Regions from separate parts of the Mus musculus genome. Here region 2 is linked to region 1. Evidence: chromatin loops called from intact Hi-C (ENCODE). Cell type or tissue: gastrocnemius. All regions are shown on one strand.

Region 1 (5,000 bases):
GAGGGCGGGGTGGGCCTCTCTAGTCCCGCCTACCCGCCCTCCCTCAGTGGGCATGGCTTAAAGCGGCCCCGCCCTTCCCGGTGGAGCTTAGGCGTCAGGTCCACTCTGCAAGAAGCAGCTGTAGGTGTTCGCATCGCCGTCGCCTGCATCGTGGAGCTCGGGCCCTCTTTTACCCGGGATTTTTGTTGTCGCCTGAAATTAGCGGTGACATCTCAAAGGGCAGGCCCGGCAGCCGCCATGGTGGCCAAGGATTACCCCTTCTACCTCACTGTCAAGAGGGCAAACTGCAGCTTGGAGGCGCCCCTGGGCAGCGGGGTGGCCAAGGACGAGGTAGGACGCGCCCTCCACACACCTGCACCTCCGGGCTTCTCTGCCACCTCACCCTGTGTACCGCTCGCTTTCTCTCCGTCTCCCCCACGTGCTGCGCTTCTCCAGATCGCCCCTTCAAGTGTTCCCTCTCACGCCTTCTCTGTGGGTCCTCTATCGCTGCCCTGCTCCCTGAGCTCGGGAACCGCAGATCTTTGATGCTGCTTCTTTCCTTCCGAGCGACTGGCAGACCGAACCCCAGTCTCTGTCTAGAGCCTGCAAAGGCACCTACCTACCCGCTGCCCTGTTAGGAAGGCCCGGGTGTCGAGAGAGAGCCTCGTAAAGCAATGTCTCCCCGTCCCCGGCCGGGGTTAAGAGAGCTAAGTTCTTGGGGACCGGTTCAGACATTTCACCAGACACACTTGGTTTTGTAGCTGTTTGAGAGCAAGGGCGGGACAGGGCACCTTTACTTGTCACAAGTAACCAATAAAGGAGGTTGGGGGAAGGGTGTCGTTCATTTTGGGTCTGAGCTAAATGAGTAATTGAGGCTCTCCTTCATGACTGCTGAAAACGAGCTAAAACGTTGGTGAATGGGAAGCTGACTTGAAATGCTAGAAACAGTTCCCATTCTGGGAACTTGGGCGCGGGGAGAGGGGCAGTGCCCTTGGGTAATCCAGGGAGTCCTCTCAGTTTGGCTTTCTTAGGCTTTCCTCTCCCACCCCCATGTGTCCTGTCTCTGGCAAATTGCTGACTGCCCTTAGAAGTTGGTTAGGTTCAGTTGGGGGAGAAGACGATTCTCATTCTTTTTCAAGGTTTTAGAGAAGACAGTTAATTGTCTTATCAGACTCCAGTTTTGCTGTGGTGGAGTCCGTAGGACCAGCTCATCATGTCGTCTGTCTGTGTCTGTGTCTGTGTGTGTGTGTGTGTGTGTGTGTGTGTGTGTGTGTGTGTGTGTTCGTTCTCCACTTTCCTCTGCCTCACTCTGAGAGACTCGGGGTGGGCAGTGACGCTGGAGGCAGGTGTGTGTCCCGCCTTGTCACAGCACTGTTGATTCCACCTACACAACACATGTAGGTCTGCTTGGTGTGTGCCCTTGACGCTCTGAATTCTGTATAGGTGTGTTTTGGGGGTTGGTAGCATCAGAGATCCATTTCCTCCAACAAGATTGCCTCCCTTCAACAGGACTCCACCAGATTCTGGTTAGATCCTCCTTTTTGTTTGCTGAGCACAAGATAAGCCTCTGGCCTTTCCGTAGCTAGTTGAATATTTGTAGAGTTTGTAGTCTCAGCAGCTGTGGAAGTGTAGTGGGCTCTCATCTGTTTGGTACCGTCATGGAGTTCAGGTTGATAGAGCCTAGAATGGATATGAGTTTTCAGTAGCAATGGGACTGGTGGCTTCTCCAACTCCTGGGAGGAGATAAAGCATACCTGGTTTGGTTAATACATTAAAGTGGGCCAGAGAAGATAAGAGTGAAAATCGCTGGGAATTCTGACCAGGCTTTTTTTTTTTTTTTCATCTTTTTGTCTTGAGTTTTGGGGTCCTGTGGTAAAGGCTTGAGTGAACCTGTCTGCTTATTCCTTCTTCCCTTGTTAGTCATAGTCTGTAGATATATATGTGCTGTAGCATTTCAGGAACAGTTATGCTAATTTTCCTCACTACTAATAGGATCCACAAAATAAAGTATATCTTATTTTCCCTTTGTGGGGATGTAATTATGTAAAAACAAGGATGGGAGGTGAGTGCTTTTGGGGAATATTGGTATTTTTCAGGGATCACCATTGAGTTTTATTAATATAATTGTCTTTACCATAATCAAAGTACACTTTACACAACTTGATGGCTCCGACTTTGTTGGTCAGCTATAAATCACTTCCCAATAATGAAGATAGGCTAGATTGGAAAAAGAAACTTAAGTGGGTTTCAGGGCAAGTTTCATTAGCACAAAAGGCGACTGAACAGAAATATATATTTTCTGCCGGTAGGTGTCGCCAGTATTTATAAATGTCTAACAGCAACAACCAAAAACCACATTCCCTCACTGTCTTAAAAAAAACAAGATTATATAATTGTTTATAAAATAGATATTAAGTCCTGAGAACGTTTCTTTTTCAAGAAACTTTTCTTTTTTTGTAAAAAGAACGATAATAAAAGGAAACCTGTGTGTCTGAAGGCCTTCCTGAGATGACAGGACCTGTTGACCTTCAGGGCGCTTGTGTCGAGCACCTGTGCCTGGCACAATTGTGTGATGGCAGTTCCTCCTGAGCATGTTCGAGGGAAGACCGTGTGTGCAGTGTGGCCGTGGCTGCAGCCAGGTTCTTCTAGCACTCAGTCACCAGCAACTTGATGTTCACTTAACAGAAAGCTCAGCGGGGAACAGGTAACCATGCCATCTACCTGAGGAAAAATGATGAATACATTCTCTTAAAAGCAAATAATAAAATTTCTCTTCAGGGTTTAATTCAAATGCTTCTTTTTAAAATTTTATTGATAGTTTCCAGTGGAAGCAAAAACGATACATGTTTACATTTTTTCTTTAAAATAATCCATTTTAAACTTTAAAAAAATATTCCGCATAGGTTATGATAGTGCATGCCTGATATTTTGTATCAACTAATAAAATAGTGCTGCTTCTTCTGCCATTTCTTACATGGGTTGGATTGCAAATACTGCTCCTAAACCTGGCGTTTCTTATGGGTGTATGCGTTGGACTGCAAATGTTTAGGTGTAATGCCCCTGACTAACTAGCCATAAAATTCTCCAGCTCTCATCATCACTGTGAACTGTGAGGAGCTTTTTACACAGCTTTGGATTTTCACAGAAAATTGTCACGTGATACAAGCAGTTTATTAATGTAACCTTGCTCAGTTTATCTCCATTTTCATTGTCATGAAAACTTTGATCTCTGCTCACTCCAGGACTGCTCCGAGTACCTGCTCAGTTCCCTAAGTGGGAAGCTGAGAACGCTAATGAACCAGGCTGATTATCAGTTCAAAATCTGTTTCTCTGTGGTAAGGTTTACTTTAAATAGAAGGTGAGGTTTACTTTAAGTAGAAAATTCAGTAGCCAGGCATGGTTAAGGAAGTTAAGGTGAGGGCAGGCTTCTAAGAGTTGTAGGTCAACATTATGTTTACTATTTGTGTGTGTGTGTGTGTGTGTGTGTGTGTGTGTGTGTGTGTGTGTGTATGCATGCGCATGCGCGCACGCATATGTGCAAATTCAAGCATGTGAAGGTTAGAGAACATCTACCTCTCTCTCTGAAATGTTGAACGATCTGGGGATTGGACTGAGGCCATTAGGTTTGTATACCTGTTGCTCTTACCTGCTAGTCCATCTCCGTGACCTCAGTTTCATTTTTAATGGAATCCAGACATTTTTCTTGTGTTAGGCTTGGCATCCTGGTAGGCTTCTCACTTTGGGCATAGATGTGTTCCTTGGCATCAGGCCTCATTGGTTGGTGGTATTTCTAGCCATTGCTTCATCTCTTGGTGCTTATAAAAATCTCAGTGCATAGGTAATAGGTGTAGTTCATGAATAGTTGAATATTACCCTGGGCTCCCAAAAGTATAGGTTCTAGTTTTTACTCAATCAGTAGCCTTGCATAGTCTTATGAATAATGGCATACAGTGGATATAAAATTAAAGCATTCTACCATGCCAGGATCTCTTAAGACTCCTTGTAGCTCATCACAAAACATATATTAAATCCCAGCTTTGTGAATAAGGACACCAAAGAAAGGTGACTTGCAGAAAAAATACAAAGAAAATCCAACTCGATCCAAGATTCAATACCAGATTTTCTGATGGATTTAGCCTGGTGTTCAGTACTTAAAAAAAAAAAAAAACTAATGGAAAAAAATGAAGGTAAATGCAAAACAGACATATATAATGCCCCCAAATAAATACTGTCTTTTAAACAGGTAACCTTAACTGAGAATGTACCTCTGAAGCTTTAGCTACAGGACAAGCTGGGCCCCATGTTCTTCGGTGATTTGTGCCTCCCCCAGTCAACAACTGTATTTGAAAGTTGTACCCACTTAGAGGTACACTCTTTGGGTACCAGTTACCGAGCTAAGTGGTCAACTGGTTTTCTGGACTTAGCTTTTCTTGGAATCTACATTGTATAGTATTGAACTGTCAGTCTATATGGGCATGCAAACAGCCATGGCAGCTATTACAACTAAATCCTAAAAGTTCTTTAGATGGCTTAGTAGGCCTCAGATTTCTCTGGGTGAAAAGCTGCACAGTGACCCAGAGAGAGGTCACCACTCACTGGTAGTTCTGATTCAGGTCACTTGTTCCCCTGGAAGGGTGTCTTGCAGGTACAGTTCTCCAAGATGAGCACATAGTGGATAAGATATCTTAGAGGAAGGGAAGTTAACTTTATCCATGAGGACTTTTAGGCTGTTCCAGGGATTGACTCTGGAATAAGGCTATCTGGTCCCCTTATCTTCCCCACAACCTGATAGTGGAGTGACTTGGGCAAACCATTGTGCTAGTTTTCATGATCATAATCTAAGGTAATGATAGTGCTGCCTCCTAGAAATGTAGTGAAGGTCAAATAGGGAAGTTCATGTAGTTCCTGGCACATAGAAATCTCAGTGAGTGTTATCCAGCCTGGTGTGGTGACTCACACCTGTAATCTCAGCTCTAGGAGGTAGGGTGGAAGTATTCATGAGTTCAGGTCAAGCATGGATT
Region 2 (5,000 bases), 150 kb before region 1:
TAACTCTTTTGGTTAACTCTCTTCGGGTCAGGGTCCATCATAGAACCACGCACATACCAGAACCGGTGAGTTCCTCTTTTCCTGACAGAATCCTGGTTATATTGCCTGCTTACCACGCCTTTCCTTGTCATTGGTTGGCATGGAATTACAGCCTCATTATCTGAGTGCCACAGTCTTTACCCTACCCCGTGAGGCCGAATCTGTTTGGTAGGACACGGCTGCTGAATGTGGCTGGGGCAGATGGGGGTACTTGACTCTATAATCATGGTGTGGTATTGGCACAGAAGCTGCTGTAAAGACCCTGGTTATAGGTGTTCAAGTTCACATGACCCAACCTTCTCTCCAGCATGTCCCACTCGCTGCCACAGGATGTTTGCACATGCCGTATCAGGCTGGGGTGCCTCTCTCCATGCCTGAAGTACTTTACATTTCAATCGTGTCATGTGAAGATTCATTTTATTTGGTCTGTTGACCAAATATATACATTTAACCCAGGTAAAAAATTTGTTTAACTCAGCAAAAAGTAACAGGGTGAGGATGAGAATCTTATTTTAAGGATGACCAAGGAATGAACACAGATACACAGACACGCACAGACATATATATACACACACACACACACATACACAAATTTATGTATGTTTGTATCATATATAAAAATATACATACATATATAATACCAGAAGATACTACAGAAAAGGGAAGACTATATTAAATACAAACTTGGATATAAACCATGCTAGTTCATTTAGGACAGTAAAACTGACCTTTGAGGCTAGGCCTGAAAAATTATTTTGCTGTGTGTCTATGCTTTGTAAGTTGATAGCCTAACTGTGCAGAGTCTGGGAACAAACCAAAAGCAAACAATGAATCAAGTAAAGTTAATCTTAGTGTTGTTTCCTGTTGCTATGATATAACACTGACAACCACACCTTAAAGGAAGGGAGGGAGGGAGGGTTTATTTGGCTCCCAGTTCTAAGTTCTGGCCATTATTGTAGGGATGTTAAGGTGGTAGATACTTGGAGCACACTGGTCATGTTCCATCCGCAGTCAAACAGAGGGCAGTGAATTACTGCATACATGCCTATGCTCAGCTTGAATTCCCCACCTAGGGAATAGTGCCACCCACAGTGGGCAGGTCTTCCCATCTCATTTAAGACGATCAAGATAATCTCCCACAGGGAGGCTAGCCTCATCTAAGTCTCTCACTGAGACCTTCTTCCCAGGTGATTCTAGAAGTTGACATGCTAACTGCGGTTCCCTTCCCTGTAAGCTGGTTCATGCTATAGATGACTAAAGTTCTGTTTTAGTTTCTAGCTTTGGGTAGTTTTCTAAGAGGCTTTATATCCTGAGTGCCCAGTACAGTGCCTGGCACAACCTGGGGGCTGGTGACTGTTTCCTGTGGGAATGGAGAAAAGGCTGAGCCCCTAAGTATTAATGGCTAGGGTGTAATTCCAGGAAAAACTTTCTATGAGGAAGTGCAGACCCAGCCATCACATCTGCGGATTTGGGGTCAGGACTGGCTGTGTGCAGAAGGGCAGCTATCACCGTGTGGAAATCCAGCAATCAGAATGGGGTTATCAAGCAGGAAGTGGGGCTTAAGAGCGAGGGGGAGCTCCGTGATTAGGGCAGAGAGCAGGGAAGGAAAGGAACTGTTGTTTCTGGCACTGCCTACATGTTGCTCTGTCATGTGAGCTGGGCTCCAGGGCCATCTTGCCCTTGATAGCCCTCTTTACAGCCTCCGCCCTCTGCCCTGAGCATCCCAGAGCAGAGCTGTGGAGTCAGCAAGATGTACTTGGGATTCACTGAGCTGAGGGACCCTTAGTAAGGGACAGGCCCTCTCTCAGCCCTGATTTCCTTATCTATAAAAACACCAAAGTCCGTGGCTCTGTTGTATTTGGAGATTTGAAGTGCACATCAGCAGTGGGCAGTCTTTGTACCCTGTACTGTGACTCTCCAACAATAACCCAAGACACCGTTTATACGCAGCAGCAGTCTTCAGCTCTGGTTCTTTAGCTGCCTGAAGACTGTGCCCAAGTTCACTCAAATACTGGAAGACTCCAGAACAGGCCAGCCAGGATCTACTGAGTCTGACCCTACATTGTCTTGTCCTCTCTGCCATTAGCCACTGTTCCTGGCCCAGACCTGCTGGGGTTTTCTGGAAGGAAATAGCAGATTGTATTTAGGGTATGGTTTGTAAAGTTTAGAGTTTAGTAGCCATGAGGACAGTCTCTTAAGATGGTGTTGGGACACTCTGGGCCTTTGGACACTTAGAGAACTCAGGCAGCTTGCTGCATCCTTCGATACATCTGGTGCTTCAGCACTCACGGGGGCATCTGTAGACGACATTCAAGTGCTCCAGAAAACAAGAGCAGCAGCAGCAAGAAAACTCCCTAAGTAAGGAAAGTCCAAATATAACCTTTTCCTATCAGTTCTGTTGAGAAATGAAATCTTTTAATTTTCAGTTCCTGTTTTATTTTGTTTACTTAAACATTTAGAACACGTTTTGTGTGTGTGTGTGTGTGTGTGTGTGTGTGTGTGTGTCTGTATCAGAGGACAGCTTTTGAGAGTCACGTCTTTCTTTGTACCTTATGTGTCTTAGGGATCTGACTCAGGTTGTCAGGGTCAGGTGTCTTTACTCACTTGTCTTGCCAGATCTCAATTCCAGTTTTTGAAAGGGCTTAGTCTGGATATACTGTTTAGACTGGCTGCTGAGCCCTTATAGAGGGGCGAGGCTCCTCCCTGCATTTCTGATGACGGCCACCAGAGGGGACTGTGCACCCACACTCTGTGCGACTTCTTAGCTTTGTCCTTGTAGAGGTAGGAGCCCTGTTCTCTCCAACCCTTAGCCCTAGAAAAGATTCACTTCTAGCTATTTCCAGTGGAACTTTGTGTTCTCCAGGAGGGGCCTCACCCCATTAAAGCTACAGTGACTGTGTTAGTATCATAACACCCAGGTCTGCCCAGCCAAGTCTTGAAGGGAGTGAATTCTCCAACATTCCTTCTTAGAGCACAAGAATCAGACAGGAGTGTGTGTGTGTGTGTGTGTGTGTGTGTGTTGTAGTAGTAGTAGTAGTAGTAGTAGTAGTACTCACAGAAGTTGCCTAGAGTCACAACATCAATTACCTGGGGTACATCCTAATCAAATCCATCCTCCAAAAACTCCCATGGGGACCTGCATCTCATCTCCCTCCCAATTCATGCCCTCCTTTTAAATTTATTTATTTGTTTGTTTATTTATTTAACCCACTGAGTCTGATTAACACTACCTATAAGCACATGAGTACTGGGGTGTGGGAAATCTATCAGTGGCCAGGCTTCTAAAGAAAAGTGGCTCTCCCTCCTCTAGCAATCATGAACTGCCAATGTGCCTCAGCTGGGGCAGAGCCCTGGGAGAACCCCCTATACATGACCCTGTCCTCCATGATGGAATTTTGGATGGACTTTATCTTGTGCAGGGTACCATAGCTGCTGCAGAGTTGTGTGAGCAGAAGCTACACCATGACCAGGGGACAGCAGTTCATGGCTCTCCTCCCTGTCCTTTGACTCTTATGTCCTTTCTGCTCCCTCTTCAGCCCCTTAAGCTTCCAGGACAGGCTCTGATAGAGGTGCTCTCATCTACGGTTGACCGCTCACAGCCGTTTTTCACACTTTCAGCAGAAATGCATCTCTGCAGAAACCACCGCCCACTGCAACAAGAACCTTCCCTGACCAAGGCTGGGTGGACACAGCACCAGACTATGGATCTGAACACAGATGTTTAGAAGGGAGTTTGACAACAGGGTCATTTAGAAAAACAGCATCAGTAGGTACTTAGAGTCTCTTAAACATCACCTGCTTTCTCCGAGGATTTCATGTCTGTCTTTACTTGGCATTTTTCAGGTTATGATTTCTGTAACTGTTGCATTTCCCTTTCATTTTCTTTCATGGCCCTCAGCTGCAGCTCAGTTGGTGGGTGCTTGCTTGCATGCCCACAGCCCTGCCTCTAGCTCTGGCCTTGCATAAAAAGTGGGGGTGTCTGTGCACACCTGCAACCTTAGCAGGAGGACCAAAAATTTAAGACGGTCCTTGGCTGCGTAGTGAGTTTGAGGTCAGCCCCGGCTACATGAGACCCTGCCTCTTAAGAAACAAAACAAATCACAAAGCCAAAACAACTAACTAGATAAATAGAAATAAAGGAAGTTAAGCCAGATGTACTGTTTCACATCTACAACGCTAGCACTCGGGAAAGCTATACAAAATTACCATGAGTTTTCAGCCAACCCCGAGCTACAGAGTAAGACCCTGTCCCAAAACAAATGAAACAAACTCCAGTGGGGGGAAAATAGGTTAATTAATGAAATGAAATTCAATCCAGGCTCACAGCAAGGAAAAAAAGAAATGTTGATGTCAGCTTCCAGCAGTTTGGGCTTATCTCCAGTTTTACAGAGTTGGTAACTTGTTAGACACTGTCAAAAGAATGACCCATGGGGAGCTATGCCTTGGGGAACTGTGACAGAGGCTCCAGAAAAAAGGACAGAGGGCCTTTTACCTCAAGTGCATTTTGTTCCCTGGATGGTTCTTGGATGTGACTCTATGCCTCCTGTGACAAACATTGACATTCAGTTTATAAGACATGTTTATTCTTGTTGGATGTCAGAGCGTAGCCACAGAACCCAAACTGGTCCATGTACCCCGAATCTGGATACAGCCTTCTGCTTGGCGTTTGTGCCCTCCCAGATATAATCTATTATGTGTGCCAGGCAATTGTGTTTAAATTGGACTCTCCTGAGAAAGTTCTGGGAAAGGGCTACTCTGTTAATATTTAGTATGTGCTTACTGGCATTTATTTACGTGTTTTTCTGAACTCAAACAACCTTCCTTAGATCATTGCTTTCATAGTGACAGTTGTCTATGAATGTACATTGAAATGGAAATCGGACTGTCTGCAGAACTAGACTGCAGTCTGCCCCATTCTTTCAGGTCTTCAGATCCTAGGTCCAGCAGACAAGATCTACACA

The links. Peaks named below come from ENCODE experiments on the same cell type or tissue, not always from the same donor. Only the 100,000 strongest peaks of a DNase experiment are listed, where the experiment ranks them.
Region 2: a loop joins it to region 1, with 3 times the contacts of the local background. A loop is called at or near these places in 22 of 42 quality-filtered maps.

What each region holds. Positions count from the first base shown.
Region 1 is chr14:27,335,940-27,340,939 of GRCm38, forward strand. It overlaps Arhgef3 (Rho guanine nucleotide exchange factor (GEF) 3), which reads left to right and starts at 98. Exons shown (of 10, transcript NM_001289687.1): 1 at 98-330. The coding sequence starts at 238. In gastrocnemius, a CTCF peak has its summit at 2,286 (motif pointing right); DNase peaks (open chromatin) are centred at 59 and 2,285; H3K4me3 peaks cover 3,307 bases; H3K27ac peaks cover 3,369 bases.
Region 2 is chr14:27,184,452-27,189,451 of GRCm38, forward strand. It overlaps a transcript of Arhgef3 not described here. Among named protein-coding and RNA genes, the nearest start is that of Gm34848, 79 kb to the right of the region's middle. In gastrocnemius, a CTCF peak has its summit at 2,760 (motif pointing right); a DNase peak (open chromatin) is centred at 2,766; H3K27ac peaks cover 2,243 bases.